Linked DNA regions of Homo sapiens: region 1 is linked to region 2. A link is a loop called in an ENCODE intact Hi-C map of the cell type or tissue named here. Cell type or tissue: OCI-LY7. All regions are shown on one strand. Each heading gives the region's core, and the rest is flanking DNA. Links, peaks and the distances in the headings are about the cores only. Region 1 overlaps ADAM29 (ADAM metallopeptidase domain 29). Region 2 overlaps GLRA3 (glycine receptor alpha 3).

Evidence for each region. Hi-C counts contacts between places; a loop is a spot of excess contacts. Peaks named below come from ENCODE experiments on the same cell type or tissue, not always from the same donor. Only the 100,000 strongest peaks of a DNase experiment are listed, where the experiment ranks them.
Region 1: it touches region 2 in a loop (14-fold over the local background); 2 of 110 quality-filtered maps call a loop at or near these places.

The regions. Positions count from the first base shown.
Region 1 is chr4:174,923,862-174,932,209 of GRCh38, forward strand. ADAM29 (ADAM metallopeptidase domain 29) reads left to right here. Exons shown (of 5, transcript NM_014269.4): 3 at 7,125-7,313. Among named protein-coding and RNA genes, the nearest start is that of ADAM29, 9.7 kb to the left of the region's middle. In OCI-LY7, for the core only: no CTCF peak of the experiment used is centred there; DNase peaks (open chromatin) are centred at 3,320, 4,520, 5,200, 5,660 and 2 weaker places; H3K4me3 peaks cover 3,926 bases; H3K27ac peaks cover 5,000 bases.
Region 2 is chr4:174,761,507-174,766,506 of GRCh38, forward strand. All of the region lies in intron 3 of GLRA3 (glycine receptor alpha 3), which reads right to left. Among named protein-coding and RNA genes, the nearest start is that of GLRA3, 65 kb to the right of the region's middle. In OCI-LY7, for the core only: CTCF peaks have their summits at 2,811 (motif pointing right) and 3,011; a DNase peak (open chromatin) is centred at 2,815.

The sequences.
Region 1 (8,348 bases), core at 1,813-6,812, 160 kb after region 2:
TCTAAGTTCTCACACTCTGCTTGACAAGTGCTTCTTTAAGGGGATAACAGGCTAGAACTGCAGCTCTGCAAGAAGTCATTCTTCCCAAGGCCACTTCTTCTCAGCTTCTCTGTCTTCATGAATTCTTTGAGCTCAATCTTCTGTGAGAAGAAGGCAGTTGTCTTCATTTTCAGGATAGAAGACACTGTTAAGAGAATGAACAGAGTAGTCACAGACTGAGGGAAATATGCAAAAATACAAAAGAAATTACTTTATTGTAAATCATACCTAACACTCAACAATAATAGTACAGACAACTCAATTAAAAAATGAGCAAAAGATCTGACAGACATGTCATCAAAGAACATGTACAGATAGCAAATAAGCATAGGAAAATTTTATCAAAACATTTGTCTTTAGGAAATTGCAAATTAAGACAAAATGCTGCTACATACTTGTTAAAGAGGTTAAAATTTAAAAAATTGGACAATACCAATATGTGGTAAGGATGCAGTGCAACAGGAACTCTCATTCACTGCTAGTTTTGGAAGACAGCTTGGGAGTTTCTTACAAAGTTAGAGATAGTCTTACCTCAACATCCAGAAATTATACTCTTGAATATTAATGCAACTGACTTGAAAACTTATGTCTACACAAAAACCTGCATGTCAATGTATATAGCAGCTTTATTCATAATCATCAGAAAGTGTAAGTCACAAGATAGCCTTCAGTATGCTAATGAATAAACAAACTACGACATATCAATACAATGGATACTGTTTAGTGATAAAAAGAAATGAACCATTAAGCAATGAAAAGACATGGATGAACCTGAAGTGCATAATAGTAGGTGAAAAAAGCCAGTCTGAAAAGGCTACATGGTATATCATTTCAGTTATATGAGATTTTAGAAAGGCAGTAAAAAGACCATTAAAAGACTATTGTATGTTAGGAGTCTGGAGAAGCATAATTCTCCACTTCTTCCATGTGGGCTATGCAAGTTGACACCCTTTCAAAGGCTACAGTGTGGACAATGGAAAAAGTAACTTTACATTAGAGAAATGGACAAATCTACCTAAGCCCGATGATGAAGGCCAACATTAACTGTGACAAGGAATGTCGATAGCAGTTGCCTTGATATGATAAAAGGCACTTTCCCTTTGTGGCCTTCCAAATATGTATAAATTATTCTAACCATCAAACACTAATTGAGGGACATTCAACAAAATACCTTCCCAGTACTCCTCAAGATTGTCAAAGTCATTAAAAACAAGGAAAGGGCAAAACTGCAATAGCCAAAGAAGCTGAAAAAGACATGACTAATTGTGATGTGGTGTCCTGGATGGGACCTTGGAATCACAAACAGACATTAGCAAAAAATTAAGGAAATCTGACAAAAGGCATGGATTTAATAACGAGGTGTTAATATTGGTTCTTTCATTGTGAAACATGTATTATATAATGTAAGATGTTTCTAATAGGAGAAAGTGGGTATGGAGATACATGAAACTCTGTGCTATCTTTGCATTTTTTTTTTCTGTAAATTAAAACGGTTTTAAAAAACAAAGTTTATATTAAAAATATTTAAAATGTCATGACCATCTGCCTCTTGTCATATAGCCATGCCTCCATGGCTAAGACATATAGGAGTAATTAAATGGTTCTTTTATTAAAGAAAGGAAGAAAGGAAATATCTTACAATGTGATAGAGGAAGTCACTTTAAACTATGCAGTTTTCCCTTTCAGAACCGTCCAATTCAAATGTTCTCTGACAGAATTTGTTTACATTATTAATTCTGAGAGTCTTGATAACTCTTATACTTGAGCCAAAATTAAAATGCCAGGAGAAGTATCCATTTCAAAGGGAAAAGGAAGTGGCTACCCACGTAGTTTCGTAAAGACTTGTGCTCCTGAGAAACAAAGAAGTGAACCAGACAGAAGATAAAATGCTAGATGAAAATTGATGATAATAATTGCTTGAGAAGGCTTAGAAAAATAGAAAATCACAGTGGGCACTTTCTGTTTTCCTTGCTTGCTGAAAGACAAATAGAAACAAAGTATCAGGTACAGATGCTTCTGATATGGGATCACACAATAACAACACTGCTTCAGACACACTCTAATGAAAGTCAGCTTTCTTTCAAATCATTTTAAAAAAAATTGTATCCTTTATTTCCTATTTTGTGTAAAAAAAGGAGTATGGATCTTTATACAGATAGAGTGAAGTGGAGATTTGCAAAACCACTGAAGTATTTTAAAGATTGTAAAATAATCATAATAACAATTATGTATTGAATAAGAATGGTAGTCACTGCCCTAAATATTTAACCTGGTTTATCGTATTTAACTTCCCAAACCACTGTATGAGGTAGACATTACTATTATCATTCCCATTTTACAAAAGAAAAAACCGTATCGATAACGCTTCAAATTGATGCTCAGACCACTTCCCTGCCTTCCGGTCATAAGCACACAAGTTTACTTAGCCTAAAGAAACTTCTCCTAGTTGTCAATATGATTAAATTATATAAATATTATTTAATTATCTCAAGTTCTGAAAATAAGATATATTTAACTATGAAGATTTAATAAGGCAAAAGTATAAGGACAGATGAGTTATGTTTTCCATTAAAATACTAGTTTTTAAACTCAGAGTATTGACACTCTAAAACAATGTTAAAAACAAGCTGACCGGGGAGGATTGCTTGAGGCTAGGAGTTCGAGACCAGCTTGGGCAGCATAATGAGACTCCATCTTAATAAATACATTAAAAACCATTAGGGAGTGTCGTGGTGCAAGCCTATAATCCCTGCTACTCAGGAGGCTGAGCCATGATCACACCACTGCTCTCCAGCCTAGGTGACAGAGCAAGACCATGTCCAAAAAAAAAAAAAAAAATGAAACATAACAACAAAACATAACACTGTTTCCCCAGTTTCAATTTCTATTATATAAAAATCCTCATTTGCAGTTTTACAATGCTATCTATATGGCTACCACCTTTTCATTAAATAGTTCTATTGTCTTTATGAACTCTCTCTGACTTGCATTTGGCATATATTGAGAACTCTTAAAATTCAGTAAAATATACAAAAAACAATACAAACTAGGCAAAATATTTCAGCAGACATTCCACCGAAGAATATACATAAATGTCAAATATACTTATCAAAGATACTCAGTATCATTAGTCATTAGTGAAATGCAAATTAAACTCAACTAGATACCACAACAAATCTCTTAGAGTGGCTAAGAAATACTCAAAATACCAAGTGCTAGCAAGAATGCAGACAAACTGGAACATTCAAACACAGGTGTTAGGAAATAGTACAGCCCATTTGAACTATTTGACAGTTCATTATACACTCGCTATCAAACCAGCCACTCTACTTTTAGGTGTTTGCCCAACTAAAAACTTATGTTTACGCAAAAACCTGCATATCAATATTTATAGTAGCTTACACCTGTTGGTGCAATAGTAATTGTGTTTTTTTTTAAACAGCATTACTTTCAATGGTAAAAACTGCAATTACTTTTGCACCAAACTAATATAAAACAATTTGGGGAGAACTGGCACCTTTACTATGTTGAATGTTCTAATCTATCTGTATTTGATTTTAAAAAATTTCCCTTATTAACATTTTGTAGTTTTCACCACGTCAATTCTGTACATGTTTTGTTATATTACTATCTAAGTAGTAAATTTTCTTTGGAATGATTGCAAATGGTAGTTGAGTTTTAATTTCAATTTCTAAATATTCCTTGTTTGCATACAAATTGTGATTAAGTTTTGTCTGTTGATCTTGTAACCTGCAGCCTTGGTGAACTCACTTATTGGTTCTAGGAGTATTTTATAATATATTTATAGGGCTAGTCTACACACCACCTGTTATGGCGAGGTCCCTCTTGCTGGTTGGTGCACAGCTACCTGGGTATTCCTGGATGTGGGAGTGGGGTTTCAGGATAAGCCTGGTGGGAGAGTGCTTCTACTGGCCCCTCTATGTTTACTGGGTCCTGATTGATTCCTCTTGCTGGTGGAATCTTGCTTGGTATTATTGGAGGGACATGCATTTGATCCAAGGGAGACTTAATCCTTTCTGAGCCACCTTCTTTTGCTAGATTATGGGCTGGGAAACACTTGGCCTGTGTGGCCTTCTTCTGTTTGGTGGGGGAATATAAGACAAACTGCCATTATAATTTGGCTTTCCTCCAGTCCTAGGATTCCAAATCAGTTTGTCTTCCTCTTCCCTGCTTAAAACGTTTTCCCTAAGGGTATACAAAAACCTTCATTTTCTGGATTTTACCTGTAAGGGATAATTGGAAGGACAGCTGAGTTCAGGCAAGCTGATTTATTATCAGTCCTGCCGGGCTACCTCCTGATAAAAGCAGAGGAGGCAGCCCTGCTTTCAGACCATTGCATGGCTTTACAAGGCGAGGAACAGGGTCAGGGTGGGGGAGCTGAGATGGGTGTGCAGGTGTCTTGACCGCATCCTGGAGATGTTTTTTGCCAGCTTTGTTATGCAAGGTGAACAGACATGTCAACCGCATCCTGTAACTGACTGGTTAGTTACTGGAGGGGTCAGTGAAGGGGGGTTTGTCTTTAGCCCTGGGGGAGCTGTGCGGATGTCACAAACGACTGCATTGTAAGACCCATGGGAAGGGAGGGGGAACAGTCTGGTTGGGGTGACCCTAACATTACCTATCTCTACAAATTCCCTGTCATGTGCTTAAAAAAAAAAAAGACACCAGCCAGAGTTGACAGGCAAAGACAATTGCAGAGGGAGGCAAGACTATTGCAATAGGGGAGAGAGACTAAATTTAACTCCCCTGAAACAAAAGATGGGACAGTTTTTAATGACAAAGTACTAGAGAACTTTGCAGGGAGGTTGGTAAACATGATTCGGCCATCTGTGTTTGCTAATACGTGCTTATCTAAGTTAAGCTCCTACATTTCTATAGAGACTGGATGAAGGCACTCCATCTTTCTTGGTGTATACTTTTCAAAAGGATGACTCTCAGGACCTGGAGAAAGACATTCCTAGTCTGTAAAACTTGCAAGAGAAGATTTACATCTCTAAGCTGCAGCGAAAGAATTTACAATTTTAACTTTTCTAAAGTAACTGCTCTAAGAAAAGAGAGATCAAGGGCCTAGAGTCAGGAAGAAACTTGTCTGAAGTTGAGTCAGGTTCAGGGGAACTTCTAAGGCTGCCTTGGTCAGTGCCAGATGACTTAAAATTTCCGGAATGCCATCTGCTAATTTGCACTTTCTTGTTTTTGCACATGTTGGTTTCTCTGTAAAATATCCTCTCCTCTTTGTTTTCCTGACAGTTTCCTTATTTTGTTTCAATAATCTGTTCAATCTTTACCTCTTCTGTGAGGTACACTCCTGGTTACTCCATATCAGTTGATAAGGCACATTTTGTACCACCTTTTTGAAGCATAATGTTGACTTTCTTTAGAAAGCATATTCTGATGCTTTCAAAAAGACCCAGCCACCTCTTTTTGATCACTTTGTAAAACATAAAATGTCTTTTTGTTACAGGACTTTTCATTAGTTCAGCTCAAGATGAGGTCCTTATCACACAGCTACGAAAATTTAGGCTAGCGGACGATTTGAGGAGTGAAAAAAATGGAAAAGGGGGGAAACACAGACTCTCCACAAAGGCAGAGTCCCTGCTGGTGCGCTTCCCGCCTCGCAGTTTGAATCCCAGGTTCCACACAGGAAGAGGAGGGGCTAAGCTCCTCCCTGCTGCAAAACCCACAGGAACTTCCTGAGTTTCCACCCCAGTGCCCAAGGCCAGCTGGAGTTTTTATGGGGAGTCCTTCCCACTTGTCTGCCTCATTTTTGTATAGGATTTACATAATTTCATTGTTTATACATCTCTCCTTCACTCTATCTCTCACATCTCTCTCTCTTTTTTTTTTTTTTCAGTTGAGACAGACTCTCACTCTGTTGCCCAGGCTGGAGTGCAGTGGCGCGATCTCAGCTCACTGCAATCTCTGTCTCCTGGGTTCAAGCGATTCTTCTGTCTCACCCTCCCAAGGAACTGCAATTACAGGCGCATGCTACGACACCTGGCTAATTTTTGTTTGTTAGTTTGTTTTTGGGACAGAGCCTCAGTCTGTCGCCCAGGCTGGAGTGCAGTGGCCTGATCTCTGCTCACTGCAACCTCTGCCTCCCGGGTTCACTCCATTCTCCTGCCTCAGCCTCCCGAGTAGCTGGGACTACAGGCGCCTGCCACCATGCCCGGCTCATTTTTTGTATTTTTAGTAGAGACGGGGTTTCACCATGTTAGCCAGGATGGTCTCGATCTCCTGACCTCAAGTAATCTGCCCACTTCGGCCTCCCAAAGTGCTGGGATTATAGGCGTGAGCCACCGCTCCCAGCCTCTCTCATATATATCTATATATGAAACTCTATCCCCACTCATGATGTAAAGCTTGAAGCTAAGTAAGCACTCAAAAATACTTTAAATTGAATAATTAAAGCAATTTTCACATTGTGTTAAAATTTTAATAATATGTCTCTTCATTCTTGTCTCTGAGTAACTTGAGTTCATTCATCTTGTGAAAAAGGCCCTAGCACCTTGTCTGGCAGCTGCTTACTGATTATTTAATGAACAAATGGATGAGTAATAATAATTTATAAAGCAAAATTATTTTTCCAGAAAAGTAACAATTTTGTATCAAAACTTGGAATGTCATATTAAAGTCCTTAAAAATTAAATTTACTTAAGAATTAAAAGCCTCAGATTTTATGTTTAAAAGGTAACTATGTCTTTTTTCCTTCAACTATTAATTTTGTTTTTCACAAATGGCCAACTCTTTTTTTTAAATGACTCCTTTTCTCCTAGAATCAGAAATTGTACTTTGAAAATATACTCTAGATTTAACAATTCAAATAGCCCACTAACACTGACAATTTTGATGTAAAAGAATGATTTTCTTCTGGGAAATTTTATATTTATGCATTTAAATTTCTCTTGATTGTTTTTCCATGTACTTCAGAAAGCTGTGAATTTTTTTTTCAGCCTTCCACTTTTGTGTGTAGTTATCAAGTTTTAGCTCATCAAACTGCTGAATTTAAGCTTTATCTGTCTAATTAATATTCTTCAGCAGTTCACAGTCTTCATTTCTCATTTCAGGTTAGAGTACAAAACATTCTCCCTGCAGTCTCACGAACTGTGAACAAAAACTGAAGTGAAAACTCATAGTGCATAACTCGTCAATACTCCTGTGATCGTATAACCATCAGCAAGAAAACAAATTTGATTGAGCCCCCATCCAGTCCTCTTTGCGTGGAATCAGACCTCTTTTGCAGTGGAAAGGAGCAGGTAAAACAAATAAGCAGAGGCACAAAATCATCACCAAACCAGACTCACTGAAATGCCAACACTGGCATGTGCGCAGACATTTTCTATTCTGGACTTACTTCTAAACAGCAATGCCAACAAGCATGAGAGGTGAAAAAATGTGGATAAATACATGTTTGGTTTATTGAACTAGGTCTTATCATATCCAAATTAAAAACAAAAGGCACATCTCAATTTCAAAATAAGGTTCTGAATTTTAATTCTCAGATTCATTGAATTTCTTTTTGATTCAAAATTCAAACTCTTCTATCGAATATATCCTTTAGATAAATTGTCTCCCAAACTCAGCAGCAGATTCTCCCTTTTTCTTGTAGCCACATGAATCTATATATTTTCCCGACCAGAGTCTCCATATATATTGTTGATAGAAACATAACTTTCTATTAACAAAAATTGTTTATGCATATCTACTAATTTCTTACATTGTATTTCCACCAACCAAACATAACCAAGATCACACATATATTCAATCTTACACTGAGAATACCTTAAAAGCTAATATTTTAAACTTTGTAATTAATTCTGTTTGTCTCTATTTTCATTTAAAAAAAATCTCTCTCGTTAGTACCTACCATAATTTATACCCAGTCTCTCTCTCTCTGTCACACACACACACACACACAAGCACACATACACACAGTGAGAGGGAGAGTGGGAGAGACTGTTTTGAATGTTTTGGTTAATTAACTATAATGTATTTTTCTCATTTGTATTTTATTTAAATTTTCATATTTACTTTCATTGAAATGAAATATTTTTCCACATTTATTTTTATTGAAATGACAATACATGAGGCCAGGCAAGGTGGCTAACACCTGTAATACCAGCACTTTGGGAGGGCAAGGCAGGTAGATCACTTGAGGTCAGGATTTCGAGACCAGCCTGATTAACATGGTGAAAACCAGCTCTACTAAAAATACAAAATTAGCTAGGTGTGGTGGCACATACCCGTAATCCCAGCTACTCGAGAGGCTGAGGCAGGAGAATCACTTGAAC
Region 2 (5,000 bases), core at 1-5,000:
TCATCTTTTTTGTTCTCATTTTATAAAAATGGTTTATTTTATGGGCACTGGTGAAAAGTAATGGTTCAATGTATAAATATTGATTTAAATCACATAGCAGCACAATTCTCTAACTTTCTAACATATGTGTAACAAGATGGAGAGTCATCTGTTTTTTGAAGATAGATAAAACCAATATGTTCATTTAAAAATACTGTACTACTGTATATACATGCCCAAACTACTATGGAGACTGTGAGGGGTAGGATTTAAAAGGGGTATAAGCAGGCTCTGGGATGCTACTTTTGACTTGAGTGTGGTTACATGAATGTGTGCACTTTGTATTAATTCACTGTACTTCACTCCTATAATTTGTGCACTTTTTTGCATATGTATTGAATAAAAAGTTAGGAAAAGGAGGCTCATTATTTTATCTTTATAATGGAAAAAAGTTTATGATTCAGTAATAAGTAAAGAAGTGATTTGTCAGAATAAAATGATTACATCATCCTTTGTGCTTAGCAAAATGTTTGGTTCATTATATGCTCCCACAAAAAGATTCACTGAATGAATGAATGCATAAACCATGTAAAAAATATGTGCAGTCAAAACATTTAGAAGTAAATATAAATGTAGCTAACTGCTAATAGTGCTGGGTTTGTGTGGGGGCGTTATGGGTGGTTGTTTTCTCTCTTTTTCAAATTTTAAAATAAATAATGGACTTTTAATGTCATCGTGGGTGTAGCCAGTCCCATAAGGTGCTTCTATGATGGAAATTTCTTTCTTGCTTCTGTCATAGTTATGCTTCATAGTGTGTGTATATATATACATATTTCTATTTTGGAGTTTTTCTTAAAAGTTTGACAGTTAGCTGAGAACATCTGGACCACCTATAGCCAGCCCCCATCCCCAGATCAGATCAAATGGAATTCCCTTTTACCTATATCATGGAAGCTGCTTATCATCTCAGTGATTTTTTTCTTCAAGATTATTCATTTTTGGTTCTTATAACTAGGTATTTTAAGTACTGGAAGGCATAGGGTTAGAGAAATCACATATTAATGCTGTAGACATTCATAGTCCTGCAGACTTTTTCTGATGAAAAATAAAAGCTTTCATTTAAAGCTTTTTGTCTAACTTCTAACGTTCTCACCTGTGATCACCAAATAGATATGCTCTGCCTGACACACTTGGCGTGTTAAATTTTAAATTTGTGAAGGTTTTTGTTTACTTTTAAATAATCTTTTGAATTAAGATATAACAGCCATTCATAACATACACAAGTCTGCAGTGTCCATTAAAAGATTCTGACATATGCATATACCTGTGTTACTACTACCCAGATCAAAAAATAGAACAATTTTGGTACCCAGAAGGCTCCGTGGTACCTCCTCACAATCAGTTACCAACCACCTCCCACCCCTGACCAAAGATAGTCTATCAGAATTCAGAAGTCTTTTATCATCAGAATTGATTTTTTCATGTTATTGAACTTCATACAAACGGAAGTAATTGGTACATGTTCTATTGTGTTTGTTTTCTTTAGCTCATAATTATGTTTATGAGAAATATCCATGTTGTTGCTATGTAATATTCCATTGTCTCAATTGTGAAAATTAATGATGTGACTTGGGGTTATTACAGTCATACCCAACTAGATGGGAGTTAAGGACCATGGGGAAAAAGCACTCAGGTCACAAAGCTCCTGCTCCAGGAACTGTCTGGCAAGCCAGGCTGCAGAAATAACTTGCTATATCTTAAAACCCATTTTACCTAGTAACTGCTTCCATGTAACTGCTACCTTCCATGCCTCAAAGATTAGTTTACCTTCCACCAAGATTAGTTTTACCTACCACCATCACTCAACAATTACAGCTTGCCAAAGCTGGAAGAACTTGTCTAGGCCAATGAACTTTCTTTCAAAACATTTTACAAAACTTTTCTCTTAACCAATAAAACCCCAATCTTTTCTTTTGTTCTGTGGACACCCTGAAGACCAGCCAGGTCTGTGTGTATGCACCAAATTACAATTTGGTTTTTGCGTATATTTCCAAAGAAAACCTTTCTTTGCATTTGCATTTCTTTGCATTGTTAGACCCAACTTAACAAATGCTTTCATCCTGGCACATAAGCCTTATCCACAACTCATCATAGGTTTGCAGGAGCACACTTCATATAAAAGCCACTTAATGTGGAGATCTTAAGCTTCCCCTCATTGAAATAATCACGTGCTTCTTTTATCATCACAGTTTAAAAGGCAGGACAGATGTGCCTCTCTCGCCAAGACCATGTTCCCAAACAGTAATGATGGTAAACTAGTTTTATTTTTAATTTAATATTTTTAAGAACGGGAATTTCCAGTAGTTGTTAAATCATTATCTGTTTAAGAAGAATGTGAACTTGAAATAATTGAGGTGGAACAAGTCCTTAAAGAATCTCATTATGACTCATATATGAGGGTAATAAGGAAGTTAAAATGCTCATAATATTTGTAGAAAAAAGTTTGGTGACTATGTGTAAAATAATGAAACTGTACTCAAGTGAGAATGGTTGGTACTACATGAAATTAATCAGATTAACAATATTGGGAAAGGAGTTTAACAGCTAAAAAGAGATTTGAGTTTATATTGTTAAACTGCACACGCATTTTTTTAAATTTGTGCAAGAAAAATATGAAAAATACATTGTTTGAATTAACTTAATTAACAAAAAGTGGCCTAAAAAGTAGACTAATAGAGAAATTTTCCCAAGGATTAAAGAATAACCTCAAATGGGAGAGCTGTATTTAAAAGTGAGACATACCAGTTATAGACTAGACCAGCAGAGGGAGCTCAATATATTTAGCCAGTAAAGACATTGAAGACAGTTAAGATTCTTGTTAAGCAGACACATATGGAAGAGGATAATTACGTAGTTTTATTTTAAATATGAATTCTCAGACATAAATATATTCATTAATGATTACAGATAATTTGAGATTCCATCCTCTCAATTTTAATTGACTGCCTTAGTTGAATTCAATTATTCGTATTATAAGAACAGAAGTCAGCCTGTGCGACAGACTCCGTCTCAAAAAAAAAAAGAACAGAAGTAAACTATATTCAGCGTAAGAAGTGTGAATAAGTTTAAAAAATACATTAACACATATATTAGCATTTTTACTGAATTAAAAAAATACAGCAATAGAATAATGAGATAAAGTTTTGTTGTAGAGTCGTGATAGTGGACCCTGTGAATAAAATACAACAACTTAACCAAGTGGGAGCAAAACATTTTATGATTCTTATGATAGAAATATACTAACAAGTTCTAATTTTCTTTGTGCCTATATAGATGAACATCAAAATCACAGCTATTTTAGCTGATACCATTAAAAATTAATAAATATTGAATCTGATCATTTTAATGGAAATGATATATGTTTAGAAATTTGGAAGAATAAAAAGAAAAATACCAAGGTGGACATGATTAGGTTTGTAATACTTAACTTCTGGGATATTTGAACAATGTTCATTGACACTGCTTGAGACTGTGAAGAAGTGAGTGATAGATGCTCAAAGTGATTTCAAAAGGAATACATAATGATGGAGTATGTAGGTAAGGAAAGGCTTGCATGCTGAAGGAGAGAAATAAAACTTATGGTGAGAGTGTGTTTGCAATATCCTGCAAGCTTTTGCAGAATGCTATTCTATAAAGTCTGGCTAAATTGTTAAGGTAAGAAATTTAACTGGTGTAGCCATCTTATAGATTGTGTTATAACAGTTTTAGTGGTAGACTGATGAATTATGTCATAAAAAAGGCACTTTCAGAAAACTGGCAATCTTTAAGTCTTAATGGGAAGGAAATCTGCCTATGCCCTCTCTTTTTTCCAAGTCCCTTCCCTCCCTACCCCATAAAGATGGGTAAGACTTTAAATCTTTCCAGCTATTGCTGTGGGAAGTATTTCATGGACGCAATCATGTAAAAGAAAAATATAGAGAAGTATATTTCCAGGTTTTTAGGATTACACATGTATAGAAACAAAATGAGAAAATTGCCAGGGCTGGAAATACAATTTGAGAAGCCTAAATAGAACAAAGCCAATAGTGATTCCTTCAACTGTGGATTTTATGGACTGAATATGTACAAATGTTGGGTATAAATCAGGGCCAATTTTTCCACAAGAATCTAGAATATATCAAAGTCTAAAACAGGATTATAGCCACTTTAGAGAAGAAATTGCACCAGAACCAGACTGTTTCTAACCAAATGACATACGTCTTCTCTGCGTTTACATTCATATACACACATTCATGTTAACTTAGATTGTATCATATTGAAGATAATTCTATATAATGCCTCCAAATTTAAATTCAGTTCTTTTCCACAAATGCTTATTGTAGTTAAGCTATACTAACTTTGAATAGAATCACAGAGATGCTGGTAAATGACTTATATTGCATACATGAGGGAAACAGCTTTTTTTTTTTAAATGATGCCTGTATAAAGCCTCTTCCTGTTGAGATAGATTCCAACACACACTCACACACACCTCTACACACACTTACACCCTCATATATGTAAAAATTTGCATATTAGATTGTTTTTCCTAGAAAATTTACTACCTATTTACTATTCTAAGTAAATAGAACATAATTCTCTAATATTGGTTTTTTAAACTAATAAATCCTTAAGTATTTTATATCATCTTTTAGTTAATATTAACTTTGAGAAGTATCACAAACCATACTTACTAAATTTACAAAGACAATTCTAGCTAATTTAAGAATCATCATCTATACAGTTTCAAAAAAAATAAAATTGGCTGCTAGACAATTTTATAGATGTTCAGTGGTTCATGTGTCTATTTCTGCATTTTATTACAGTTAAATTGCCCAATAAAAGCTAAAGGGCAAAGCAGAGATACCATGTGCTCTTTAGAAAAAGCTATAAAATTTAAGACAGAAGAAATTTGGTCTGTAATGACAATTTTTATGTTTTTCTGGCTTTAATAACTTGATTATATAAAATGTTTTCAAATA